Linked DNA regions of Homo sapiens: region 2 is linked to region 1. A link is a contact called in ENCODE Hi-C or POLR2A ChIA-PET data. All regions are on one chromosome and are shown on one strand. Each heading gives the region's core, a stretch centred on a gene start or an enhancer-like site at or near the end of the contact. The rest is flanking DNA. Distances are from core to core; before and after follow the strand shown. Region 1 overlaps RABGAP1L (RAB GTPase activating protein 1 like). Region 2 overlaps RC3H1 (ring finger and CCCH-type domains 1).

Evidence for each region. A loop is a pair of places that touch in the nucleus more often than their neighbours do. ChIA-PET counts read pairs that join two places held with the same protein, here RNA polymerase II (POLR2A). Pooled maps may share reads with other maps.
Region 2: a loop to region 1 is called in a map with no recorded cell type, with 6 times the contacts of the local background. The contact joins two enhancer-like sites. A Hi-C loop is called at or near these places in 2 of 37 single-sample maps with no recorded cell type and 1 of 50 pooled maps. POLR2A ChIA-PET finds 5 or more read pairs at or near these places in 1 of 52 experiments (PC-9).

What each region holds. Positions count from the first base shown.
Region 1 is chr1:174,785,839-174,792,637 of GRCh38, reverse strand. All of the region lies in intron 18 of RABGAP1L (RAB GTPase activating protein 1 like), which reads right to left. Among named protein-coding and RNA genes, the nearest start is that of RABGAP1L-AS1, 170 kb to the left of the region's middle. RefSeq lists an enhancer at 3,084-3,143 and a silencer at 5,519-5,578. Within about 2 kb of position 3,062, at least 3 of the 41 ENCODE cell types and tissues checked have a DNase peak (open chromatin) inside an H3K27ac peak, as active enhancers do; they include PC-9, where a contact is called at or near this core.
Region 2 is chr1:174,004,363-174,011,161 of GRCh38, reverse strand. All of the region lies in intron 1 of RC3H1 (ring finger and CCCH-type domains 1), which reads left to right. Among named protein-coding and RNA genes, the nearest start is that of RC3H1, 15 kb to the left of the region's middle. Within about 2 kb of position 2,706, at least 2 of the 41 ENCODE cell types and tissues checked have a DNase peak (open chromatin) inside an H3K27ac peak, as active enhancers do; they include PC-9, where a contact is called at or near this core.

The DNA.
Region 1 (6,799 bases), core at 1,813-4,312:
GCCATAAGTATACACTTGTGAAACCATTATCACTATCAGTGCCGTAAACTTATCCATCATCTCTAAAAATTTCCTCCTGTTCCCTTTGTTTTGTTTTTCCTTTTGTGGTTAGAGCACTTCCTATAAGAGTCACCTCAATTAAATATTTTACAGCAACACAGACTAAGTCTACTTCTTTTTTTCCACGTGACGTTAATTAAAATATTCAAAGACAGTCTTAATTTTCTTTTCTCTAAGCTAATCATCCCTGCTGCAAACTGGGTCTCCTATGAGGTGGTTTCTGGACCATTCTAGACTATTCACAATCATGCTTGCTACTTCAAGAACACACTTTGGACAGTATCTCTCATAGGGCTGCCCAAACTGAAACAGATACTCTAGATATAACAGAATAATAAAGTAATGAAACCTTGTTGGACCCTAGAAAACACCAAGGTCTAACATGTTTATCCTGTTGAAAAGACTGAGGCAGTAGATAAGTGACTGCTCATCATCATAAAACTTGTCAGAGGCAGAGTCAGGAAGCCAAGATATTCAGAGCACAGATGCACGGCAGGGAACCTAGCATTTCCTGCACTGTAATCTGGTCTTTCAAGTAATGTATCCCATAAAGAACCTATCTTATTAGAAAGATTATGCTTCACCACTTTATTCCACGTGGAACTGGTCAGGAACCTGAGCCTGCCATCTGGTAAGAAAGAATCTAAGATTCTTAGGTTGAGTTGAGAAGGGGTATCCACAAGTCTGCCCTGAGAACTGTCACTTCTAAACACACAGTTGTTATAATAAAGCACATCTGCCTTCTCAATTTTTAACTGATAAGCACTTTCTTTTCCAGATGAACAGTTCAAGGAGCTACATCCTTGGCAGCTCAGCCACAGCGTCTCTGTAAGAGCTGCTTTCTTGAAGCCATGTTAGTGGCACAGGCTTGAAAATGGAATGCTATCTCAGTTCGTTCATCCCCTTTCCTGGACAGTGTGGATAAAGCTCATATTTATTTTCAAGCTTAAGCAGAAGGTATAAACATATGTTAGCAGAAGCCTGTTTTTAAATTTTGAATTGATCAGATTAAAATTATCGTGTATAGAATCTAGACTATTCCCTGATCCTCTCAAGCTAGACCAGCATTTTTTTATCTTTATGTGTGTGTATTGTCATTGCTGTTAAAAAATAATGAGGTGTTGTACTCATCCTAGTAAGTTGTGAATTGTCTCTACCTTCTTCCTATGGTCCATCTCCAATTCCCTATTAAATTTGCAATCTCTAACATCTTCATCTTCATATTACATAGAATGTTAGGTATATGTTTAACAGCTGTCACTGTAAAAAATAATATTTTCAATGGAGGAGTTATATGGGCCAACCCATGTATTAGCAAGTGAATTTATTTCTACAAAATTAATATGTCAAGATAGGGACATTCATTTTTTTTTCTTTTTTTTTTTTTGAGATGGAGTCTCTCTTCTTCACCCAGGCTGGAGTGCAATGGCACGATCTTGGCTCACTGCAACCTCTGCCTCCTGGGTTCAAGCAATTCTCCTGTCTCAGCCTCCCAAGTAGCTGAGATTACAGGCACGTGCCAGCACGCCAGGCTAATTTTTGTATTTTTAGTAGAGACGGGGTTTCACCATGTTGGCCAGGCTGGTCTCGAACTCCTGACCTCAAGTGATCCACCCACCTCAGCCTCCCAAAGTGCTGGGATTACAGGTGTAAGCCACCACGCTCAGCCTCATTTTTTTTTTCTTGAAATGGACAAGTCCATGTTGTGAAACAAAGGTGGTAATAGATTGCACAGCCTCCTCCCACTCTAGCTCTCCCACCATACATAAACACATACCCCCCGCCCCCTGCCCACACACACACACACACACTCATGGCTTCAAATAGATGCAGCAGAATTTCAGAAGGGCCTCTGCACCGTTTTTGCCGCCAATCTTCATATGGCTAGCTCTACTGCATCATTCAATTCCAATGTCATTTTGCTCACAGAGGCTTTCTCTTTTCTTTTTTTTTTTCACTTTTGTCGCCCAGGCTAGAGTGCAATAGCGCAATCTTGGCTCACTGCAACCTCTGCCTCCTGGGTTCAAGCGATTCTCCTGACTCCGCCTACTGAGTAGCTAGGATTACTGGCATTCAAAAATAGCCAGCCATCATGCCTGGCTAATTTTGTATTTTTAGTAGAGACGGGGTTTCACCATGTTGGTCAGGCTGGTCTCGAACTCCTGACCTCAGGTGATCTACCCACCTTGGCCTCCCAAAGTGCTAGGATTACAGGCATTAGCCACCGTGCCCGGCCCAGAGGCCTTCTCTCTTACTATCTTTATCTAATGAAGGGCAGTAAAAAATTTGTATTATTTCTTTTATGACATTTATCACCACTTGAAATTGTTTTCTTACTTCTTTGTTACGTATTCTCTTTTTTTTTTTTGAGACAAAGTCTTGCTCTGTCTCCCAGACTGGAATGCAGTGGCATGATCTCGGCTCACTGCAACCTCTGCTTCCCAGGTTTCAGTTATCCTCGTGTCTCAGCCTCCTGTGCAGCTGGAACCACAGGTGTGAGCCACCACAGCCAGCTAATTTTTTTGTATTTTTAGTAGAGATGGGGTTTCACTATGTTGGCCAGGCTGGTCTTGAACTCCTGGCCTCCAGTGCTCTGCACACCTCAGCCTCCCAAAGTGCCAAGATTACTGTCATGAGCCACCACACCTGGCCAGTTATGTATTATCTCTGTATCCAATTAGAAAATATCAGGGCAGGCTTACAGTGGAGAAGAGCAAGAGATTCAAAAAATGTTAATTGGCAAGGGTATTGAGAGGAAAACAAACACAAAATAAGATCCTTGTCTCAGCTTCTTCTATTAATTCATTCATTTTCACTTTGAAATATTATAATTTTACAGGGCCTTAGAACCTCTGTTTCCTTTAGCAACCAAGAGTCAACCACAGTGACCCCTTGACACATTTACAGATTTAACATTTATTGTTTCTGTTCTCCCCAGGAGACCCCACAGAGACACAACACAGTAACTTGTGGGTTTGCTGAGCAATGAACTGAGTCACTCCCATGTAGCAGATGCTGAGTAAATTTAGCTTACAGTCTTTGCCCTTCTCAGTTATTATACATTCTTATGACAAGGCAGTTATTTTATATCAATTTCATAAGTAAAGAAACTCTGTAAAAAAAAATCGTAGCAGTATTGAAAAATCAGGGAATGTAAGAGCATCTGAAAATATATTCTTCATGAATGTTGAGTTGTTTTAATCCCCTGAACCCATGTTTTTACATACTAAAAAAACAGACCACGGTCCAACTAAATTGGTCTACCTGGTTAATTGCAGTGATTCCTTAAGAATGCCATGATTAATACATAATATTATGCTTCCAAAAAGGCTATTACTGATCTATAACCATCATAAAGACTAGCCACAGAAAAATGCAGAGACCATTTTAGACATGCAAGTAGCTGAGTCACTGTGGTTTTTGGTAAGAGGAGAAAGGTTTCTATATTTAAAAATAAGGATATCATAATATTGGTATTTAGAGTATCCTGTGAACTTTGGATAATACATGTTATGTAACAGTCAACTACTTCAGGAAAGAGAAGAAACTTAAAAGCATAAAACAGGCTGACTGCAGTGGCTCACACCTGAACCCCCAGCACTTTGGGTGGCTGAAGAGAGAGGATGGCCTGAGCTCAGGAGTTCGAGAACAGCCTAGGCAACATGGTGAAACCCTATCTCTACTAAAAATACAAAAAAATTAGCCAGTTGTGGTGGTGCACGCCTGTGATTCCAGCTACACAGGAGGCTGAGGCACGAGGATCACTGGAACCTGGGAGATGGAGGTTCCAGTAAGCCGAGATCATGCCATTGCACTCCAGCCTGGGCAACAGAACAAGACTTCATCCCAATGTGTCCAATAGGTACATTTGAGGCCAGTAAGTACATCTGAGGCCAAATTATGATGAAAATGGAATTCCAAAAAGATGGGTACTGGACAACAAGTAGGTGAGGAATGCTACGAAGATTACCTTTTAGAAAGATTAATCTAATAGCAGAGGGCAGGACAGCTTAAGAGAGGAAGAGACTGAAGGTAGACAAGTCAGAAAGCTCTTGTAGTCAATCGAATGTGAGAAAATGAGAGCCTGGACTGGTGTGCTACGGAAATAGAGCCAAGCTTGAATATAAGAAGTACCACAAAGAAGAAATACCTCTTCAGTGTTTCTGTGTTAACTTTCTAAAGTACAGGTGGTTTGCTATGACCTCCTTTGTATAACTCACTAATACAAAACTGCCAGAGAGACAATATTCTTTACCAAGTCAGGGAATGGCACACCACAGAGGAAGCAGAATGCCTCCTGATAAATGAACACAGTGGCTCTCTCAAAGTTCCAGGTGCTGAGGCACAAAGTTGATTATAAGATCACTTGAACTGGTTACTTTCGTCGCAAGTCTAATTATTAATGAAGTTCAAACAATAATACATTAAAGCTGTACCATGCAGAAGCTGGTCTGGTATCACTATTCAATTGCTTAGGGACACCCTGGTTATCACTAAATGCCATAAGTGAGAACATGTAAGGTCTAGTAAGCTTCTTTCTCTATAAAGCACACATTTTAGCAGCTCTTTTCCTTAAAATTAAAGAGAGACCAGGACAGGGAAGTTTTTAAAAGGAAGATAAAAGAAAAGTGGAGGATAGTAATGACTCACTATTCGTTGTCTCACATATCCAACTGTACCCAAGTTCCCTACAGTACCTGGGAAATGCTGCTCAGTTTGCCCCTCTACACCCCTATTGTTGCAGCCTTGGTTAAAGAAGCCTTCATTATTTCTCCCCCAGACTATTCTAATAGTATCCTAACTATTCTCCATATGTATTACCAGTACCTTCACATTTCAGTCTTTTCGCCTCCAAATTATCTTCCTAAAACAAAACATTTGATCATGCAATTGTCTGAAAGTATCCATATCCTCTGGTCCACAGGTTCAAAGCACAAGACATCCTTCAGACAAGCTAGATCTATCCTACCTTTCCAATTGCATCTGTCACCTTGACCCCTCATGCCCAATGTCCTCATGAAACTTCTCATTATTTCCCAAATATGCTTTTTAAAAATTATGCTTTTCTTATCTACATATATTGTTCTTGTTGCCTAAAACATCATTCCTTGTTTTGTCTTGCTAATCTTTCAAGAGTCAGATGTCACTTTCTCTTATTTTTTTTTTTTTTTTTTTGACACAGAGTCTTGCTCTGTCACCCAGGCCAGAGTGCAATGGTGCAATGTCAGCTCACTGCAATCTCCACCTCCCAGGTTCAAGCGATTCTCCTGCCTCAGCCTCCCAAGTAGCTGGGATTACAGGCACACACCACCACGCCCGGTTCATTTTTGTTTTTTTAGTAGAGACAGGGTTTCACCATGTTGGCCAGGCTGGTCTGGAACTCCTGACCTCAGGTGATCCACCCACCTCGGCCTCCCAAAGTGCTGGGATTACAGGTGTGAGCCACTATGTCCAGCCTCACTTTCTCTTTCAAGTCATCCCTGTCATTACTTCCCTCCTCTGCCTTTGCATCCTGTCCCATTTATGACCCTACAATAACAACTCTTCTACGACAATTATTTGTAGGCACGTCTGTCTCCCCTACTTCCCAGTGAAACTCTGAGATTAACCACACAACATATTCATTTTCGCACCTCTAGTACCCAACAGTTTTTAGTCACTGTGGTCAGAGATCATTTAAATACATATTGAGTAAATGAACAAATGAATAAATGATGCTCACGTGAAGAAATAAAATTAAAATATCAGCTTAACTTTTTAAAATATATATATTAAACTAGGGGATAATAAGCATATATGTCTCTTTTATTTAATGTCTAAATTAGTAAGAAGAAAGTTCAAAATGAAAGCAAGTGCAATGTTTATGGATTTCTAAAAGAAGGGAGGGATACTGACACATAGTAAAGCAGCATAAAATCCATAAGAAAATAAATAAAGGTCAACGTTATTTAGCAAAGTACTCATTACCATTTGGTGTTCCTTCAAGAACATGTAAATTTGATTTGGGGAATGTGGGGGTTCTCATGATGATGACCTAGTTCTCTGGAAGTGAATCAGTGAACAAACCCATATGCTTTACAGGATGGACACAATTAGAGTTCAGAAGTTATTGGCTTCCGTTTGGATTTTACTGTGTACAATATAATAAGGAGGAGAGTGTCAAATAAAACAATATTTTTCATTTCACAAAGAAACAGAGTATGGGTGTTGATGGAAGTAGTAACATAGTTGGCTATAACTAATAAAGTGTTATAAAATCCAATCATTAAAGTTCCCAAAGCTTTTTAAACAATGTCCACATGAACCTAAACTAATATTAACAAAAAATATCCCCTTTAGAAAATATCTGATTGACAAGTTTATTTGCTCAAAAGGGCAGATACTTAGAATTTACCAGTCACAAGACTGAAATCAAACTCAAGAAAATGACACAGAAATCACTTTGGTAAATGGAAGACTCTTCCACACTCCTCCTCTACAAGTTATTATATTTAGAGAAGATAAAAACTACAAGTAAATGCATAAGGTGTTTGAAATGGAGTTAGCCAGATGGTATACACACATTAGTCAAATAACTGAGTTCAAATTTCCATTTATGTTTACATTTACATATTTACATACTTTTTTTTACTATTTCTTTCCTATCAGTGATACTCCAGGTTATAATGCTCTGATCATGGGATGTTACAACATTTAAATGAAAGTTGAAATATCTAGCCAAAATTCAAGAACTAAAAGT
Region 2 (6,799 bases), core at 1,457-3,956, 780 kb after region 1:
AAAGACTCTTCCAGTTTATTCTATCACTATAAAATAGAATTTGATGGATTTCGAAGTAAGAAAATTCTTAGAATAGAAAATAGGATGGTAAATCTTTAAATGCATATGAGTAATTAGAATATCATAAGGCTAGTACAGATAATATTCTTACAAAGGCATCCATAAATAGTGAAGTGGTAGCACCTATTCCCCCATGATTGACATTCATTAATTAATCCATTGTACCCAGAGTTTTAAGATGAAAAGCTTTAAGTACCTTCTTCCCCTCATGAGTAATCACTCCTCAGTGAACATACTATATGCTTATTGCCATTTGAATATCCTTTTCTGTTCAAGTGTATCATCCTTTTTAAAAATTGAGTTGTCATGGAAGAATTTGATGTAGGTAAGTGACTATCAGCTGTGAGGAAGGTAGAGGAAGGCAAGAACTATCCTGAGGACAGAGATCAGTTAAACCGTTGCTGTGTGGTCAGGTGTGATGGCTCACTGGGAGGCCGAGGCAGGAGGATCGCTTGAGTCTAGGAGTTTGCAACCAGCCTGGGCAATATTGTGAGACCTCGTCTATAAAAAAAATTAAAAAAACAGCCAGGCATGATGGCGCATGCCTGTAGTCCAGCTACTGGGGAGACTGAGGTGGGAGGATTGCTTGAGCCTGGGAGGTCGAGGCTGCAGTGAGCTCTGATCATGCTACTGCATTCTAGCCTGGGTGACAGAGTGAGACCTTGTCTCAAAAATTAAAAAAAGAAAAAAGGTTGCTTTGTGATCTAGGTGATAAGACTGTATTCTGTATGAGAGCAAGGACTTTATTTCATTCAGGACTATATCAGTTTCTGGGACACTGGCACGTAGTAGATGCTCAATAAGTAGTTTTTGAATGAATGACTAAGGGCCTCAATCAAGAAAGTGGAGATGAAAAGGAAATTATAGATACAAGAGGTAATTTATTATTATCATTTTACTTATTTTTAATTTTTGTGGGTACACAGTAGGTATGTATATTTATGGAAGATTTTTTTTTTAATGGAAGATAAAAGTGAGGACATCAGGCATGATTACCAGAAATGTGCATTGTCTAGTGGTATCACTAAAGAAAGATTACAGAAGGAATCACCAGCTCAAAAATAAGAATAAATTTAGTTGCCAAGTGACCATCATATTACCTAACATCTCTGTTACAGTGTTCTTGGCCCTAAAATTAATAATGAGACCAAATAGGCTCATTGCGAGGACGAAGTGTTTGCATGTGATCCGCATAAAAGACTTCCTGGCACATAGAGTGTACTCAAAAATAGTTAAAGATAGAAACAAAAATCTGTTTGTTTTTGAGACTGAGTCTTGCTCTGTGGCCCAGGCTATAGTGCAGTGGCACGATCTCGGCTCACTGCAACCTCTGCCTCCCGGGTTCAAGTGATTCTCGTGCCTCAGCCTTCCAAGTAGCTGAGACTACAGACGCGTGCCACCATACCCAGCTAATTTTTTGTGTTTTTGGTAGTGACGGGTTCACCATGTTGGCCGGGCTGGTCTTGAACTCCTAACCTCAAGTGATCTGCCCACCTTGGCCTCCCAAAATGCCGGGATTACAGACATGAGCCACCATGCCTGGCCCACTTTTAAGGAGCTAATATTTCAGTATCGATGGGTATACACTGTAACAAAATAAATATGAAACACAGATGTTGGATGAGAAGTATTATTGAGAAAAATTAATCAGGAAAGAGATGGGAAGCATGCAGTTTAACATGTGGTTGGATAGCAGAGGGCTGGGGAGGGATTGAGATTGGGGCATCTATTTGAAATAAGGTGATCAGGGAAGGCCTTCTCTGAAGGAATTCATATATTAATGCCTATACAGAAGTGGGGAGAAGGTTCAGGGTTGGAGGAAGAGTAGGACAAACTATGTTCTTAACCAGGGTCCCTGTTTTTACCAAGCAATAAATAGACTTATCTGTTTATTGTGCAATCCACAGTGGTTAGACTTATCTCAACCTTTCATTTCCTCTTCCCTATAACATGCACACTATACAAACCTAAGCGTGAATTTAATCCCTGAAAGATCATCATTACATATTTTGGAGGAAGTGTCATATTTGATTCTGATACAGCAGCAGCCAGTCAGTAGGTTCTCTAACATTAGCAGCTACTTGGGAATCAGCAAAACATCTCTTTTTTTTTTTTTTTTTTTTTTCAGACAAAGTCTCACTCTGTTGCCTAGGCTGGAGTGCAGTGGTACGATCTTGGCTCACTGCAACCTCCGCCTCCTGGGTTTGAGTGATTCTCCTGCCTCAGCCTCCCAAGTAGCTGGGATTACCGGTGCCCGCCACCACGCCTGGCTAATTTTTGTGTATTTAGTAGAGATGGCGTTTCGCCATGTTGGTCAGGCTGGTCTCAAACTCCTGACCTCAGGTGATCTGCTGGCCTTGGCCTCCCAGAGTGCTGGGATTACAGGTGTGAGTCACCACACCTGGCCAGAACATCCCCTTTTACAATTTAATTTCTGTTTCAAACCGCTTTATATAAAGATAAAATAATAATACAGTATAAACAAGATACATTGTGGCTATAGGATTCTGTGTTTGGAGTTCATGTAGCAATTTTTTCGTTCTTTTAAACCCTTCAAAATGGAATTTTGCTTGCAATAGTAGTTGAGAAATAATTCTAAAATGGAAAATGAATCAGCTCCTCCTCTTCCTCCTTCTCCCTCCTCCTCCCTTCCCCTCTTCTGCTTCTTCCTCTGCTGCTGCTTCTGCTTCCTTCTTTCTTCTTTTCTAAGCACTGTTTTTCAAGTATCTGCAATTAAAAGTCTCTGTGACATTGTTTTCTGGAAATAGTTTGAATTCTAGGAGGCATATTTCAAAACAAAACAAAGTAATGAAATGTCCTTAAGACCTAAGAGATTATGGGGAAATACATTTTAAAAATATTGATGTTATTGCTATTATTAAATATACTAGGTTTTTAATGCAAATAAAATTTCTAGGTCAGAATATATAATTAGATATGTACCTGTTGTGAATACATCTACATGTTTCTAGAATTAGTCAGAACATGATGGCAGCCACCAAATGCCACAAGGAAGTCTAAAGCACAGGATCATAGGGAAAAAGAAATAGAAGCAAGTAATAGGAGACTATTAGTGTGTGACACATATGCTGTGTGATGCATACACTGTTTTCTTGAGTAAAGAGGAGATTTTTGTCTACTTTTTTTATTGACACTCATTTTTGTTCCTTCCAGTTCAACATGAGAAATCTGCTGCATTCAAAATCTACAAGTCATCATTGCTCCAAAAATAAGTTCACAAAGGGTAGCTTCCTAACTGTGATCATTTTAACTGGAGTGCTTTGTAACAGTTTAAAATGTAGTAAATGCTGGGAAAAAAAATCTAACAAAAATAATGTTGTGTGGGCCGGACGCGGTGGCTCACACCTGACATCCTACTGATCTGGGAGGCTGAGGTAGGAGGATCACTTGAGGTCAGGAGTTTAAGACCAGCCTGGGCAATATAGCCCATGTCTACAAAAATTGTAAAAAGTTGCCCGGCATGGTGGCCCATGCTCATAGTCCCAGCTCCTCAGGAGGCTGAGGTGGGAGGGTCGTTTGAACCCAGGGGTTTGAGGCTGCAGTGAGCCATGATCATGCCACTGCACTCCAGCCTCGGTGATAAAGCAAGACCCTGACTCAAATAACAACAACAACAAAACATTGCATGAAAGAAGCCAAGTACAAAAGAATACATACTGATGATTCCGTTATATAGATTTTTTTTTTTTTTGAGATGGAGTCTCGCTCTGTCGCCCAGGCTGGAGTGCAGTGGAGTGATCTCGGCTCACTGCAAGCTCCGCCTCCCGGGTTCACGCCATTCTCCTGCCTCAGCCTCCCGAGTAGCTGGGACTACAGGCGCCCGCCACCACGCCCGGCTAATTTTTTTGTATTTTTAGTAGAGATGGTGTTTCCCCGTGTTAGCCAGGATGGTCTCAATTTCCTGACCTCGTGATCTGCCTGCCTTGGCCTCCCAAAGTGCTGGGATTACAGGCGTGAGCCACTGCGCCTGGCCTGTTATATAGAATTTTAAACCGGGCAAAACTAACCTATTGTGTTAGGAGTTGGGATAGTAGTGATATTTGGGGAAGAATAAAGGAGTAATCATTGGGAGGGATAGTGAGGGGGGGCCTTTTGAGATGCTGATAATGTATGTCTTAAGTATGCAGGTATGCTCACTTTGTGATAATTCGTTGAACTGAACACTCTTGATCTGTATGTATGTTATACTTCATCTTAAAATATCAGTAAGGCGTCTTAAGATATATGATTCATTTTATTTTAGTTCCCTTCTCATTTCTCAGTGAAATATTTTAATAAAATCTTCAAGACAGAGTTATCCTTTTGGTTCTGTTCAAAAGGAATACAGTAGTTGCTGCTACAACCTAATTTTTTCTTTTTAATAAACAAGTAGGTTTAAACAGTTCCAGAGTTCCTACTTAAAACCAGTCATGCTCAGATTAAACCCAAAACAGGCATCATTTAATTTATATCTTTAATTATGGCTGACTAATGATTATTAAAAAGTATAATAAAAAGTTACAAGTGCTCAAAGTTGGAAGGCATGGTGTTATAGTGGAAAAAATACAGGTTTTGGAGTCAGATAGATGTGGGTTCAAATTATGACTAAATCACTAAGTTAGCTGAGTAACTGAGTTTTCTTTCCTTCCTTCATCAGTAAAGTAGAGGTAATAATATCTATGTCAGAAGGTTGTTGGAAAGGTTAAATGAGATAGTGATTGGCAGTCAAACGCCCTTCTTTTCCTCCTACAGTTTCAAGATAGAGAAAATATTTGGGGAGTATATGAAGATAGTTGTAGGTAGGTAAAAAAGTATAACTTGCTGAAGATGACCAACCTTAGCTAATGATGGTAAAGAACAGTCTTTATTTATTTATTTACTTATTTATTTATTTTGAGATGGAGTTTCGCTCTTGTTCCCAGGCTGGAGTGCAGTGGCGTGATCTAAGGTCACTGCAACCTCCACCTCCTAGGTTCAAGCAATTCTCCTGCCTCAGCCTCCCAAGTAGCAGGGATTACAGGCACCCACTACCATGTCTGGCTAACTTACTGTATTTTTAGTAGAGACGGGGTTTTGTCATGTTGGCCAGGTTGGTCTTGAACTCCTGACCTCAGGTGATCCACCTGCCTTGGCCTTCCAAAGTGCTGGGATTACAGGCATGAGCCACCGCGCCCGGCCAGGAATGGTCTTCAGATTGTCACCAGTAAGGACTAACAACATCTAACTTGGAAACACATGAAACATTATCAGTATTAAGAGTTAGTAATGCTACTTTGGCTCATCAACATAGAGGACTGTTGCATGGATCACAGCTTAAGTATGTTGAGCTGGATTATGATACATTTTAGATAGGTTTAAATTAAGCACAAATGGTAAATATTTTTAAGTCAAGAGGGGTTCATTGCCCATGTTGTGCTTTGAAAATGTATCCTTTTGCTTTTCTGTTACTGATAATTTATGATGCAGGATTGAGGAGCCAAATTTAGGCATGTTGTGTTTGTGAAGGTCCGTCAGTATCTTTGTGATTTTTAGAGCCTAAAAAAAGATAAATATGTTCTGTCAAAAAGGTTATGATTCAATTGAGACAATCTTTCAAATTCCTACATCAATATTATATGTTTTCTCAAAAGACTATAATGAAATTTATATATGTAAAACTATCTTAATTATATAATCACCAGATAATCTATTATTAAATAACAAACCACTCTAAAATTTAGCTGCTTAAAACAACCGTTTTATTCGCTTACAATTCTGTGAGTCAGCAATTTGGACTGAGTTTAGTTTGGTAGTTCTGCTAGTCTCCCCTGAGGCCACTTGTGTAGCTACAATCATCTGACAGCTCAAATTAGGACTGGTTTTAGGGATCTGAGCTATTATAAAACAGCTCTTCTTTGTTTCATGTACTCTTGTCCTCAGACAAGCTAGTTCAAGCTTCCTGCAAAGTCTCTTGAGACCTAGGCTCTGAAACTCTCCCAGCATCACTTCTGTTGCATGCAACTGTTGAAAGTAAGTCAGGGCCACCCAGGTTGAAGGATGGGGGAAATAAACCCCATGTCACTATTTTCTCTATGGTTTTTAATACTTAGGAAGCTGTCCTATATATGTTAGCAAATCCATCAAGCTGGAGTATTCACGTATTCTCTAATAGAAAGTCAACTGACTCCTGTCCCCCTGCCCACCCCCCTCTAAAAAAAAGCTTTTGGGCTAGTGGGAAACTGTTGGGGAAGAAACCTAGGGCCTTTGCATGTTACTCTGAATGGTAAGACCCTATCTTCCCTGGCAGCTTCCCATTAGCCCGATAGACTTTTTTCTTTTCTCTCTTTTGTGATCTTGGCTCACTGCAACTTCCGCCTCCTGGGTTCAAGCAATTCTCCTGCCTCAGCCTCCCTAGTAGCTGGGATTACAGGCACCTGCCACTATGCCCAGCTAATTTTTTTTTTTTTTTTTGTATTTTTAGTAGAGATGGGGTTCCACCATGTTGGTCAGGCTGGTCTCGAACCCCTGACCTCAGGTGATCCACCTGCCTTGGCCTCCTGGAGTGCCTGGATTATAGGCATGAGCCACTGCCCCTGGCCCTGCCAAGTGACATTCTCTTAGAGAACACATAAATACTCCAGCTTGATTGATTTGCTAACCTATATAGGATAACATACGTATTTGTGTATTAAAACCATAGAGAAAATAGGGCCAGGCACAGTGGCTCACGCCTGTAACTTCAACAATTTTGGAGGCTGAG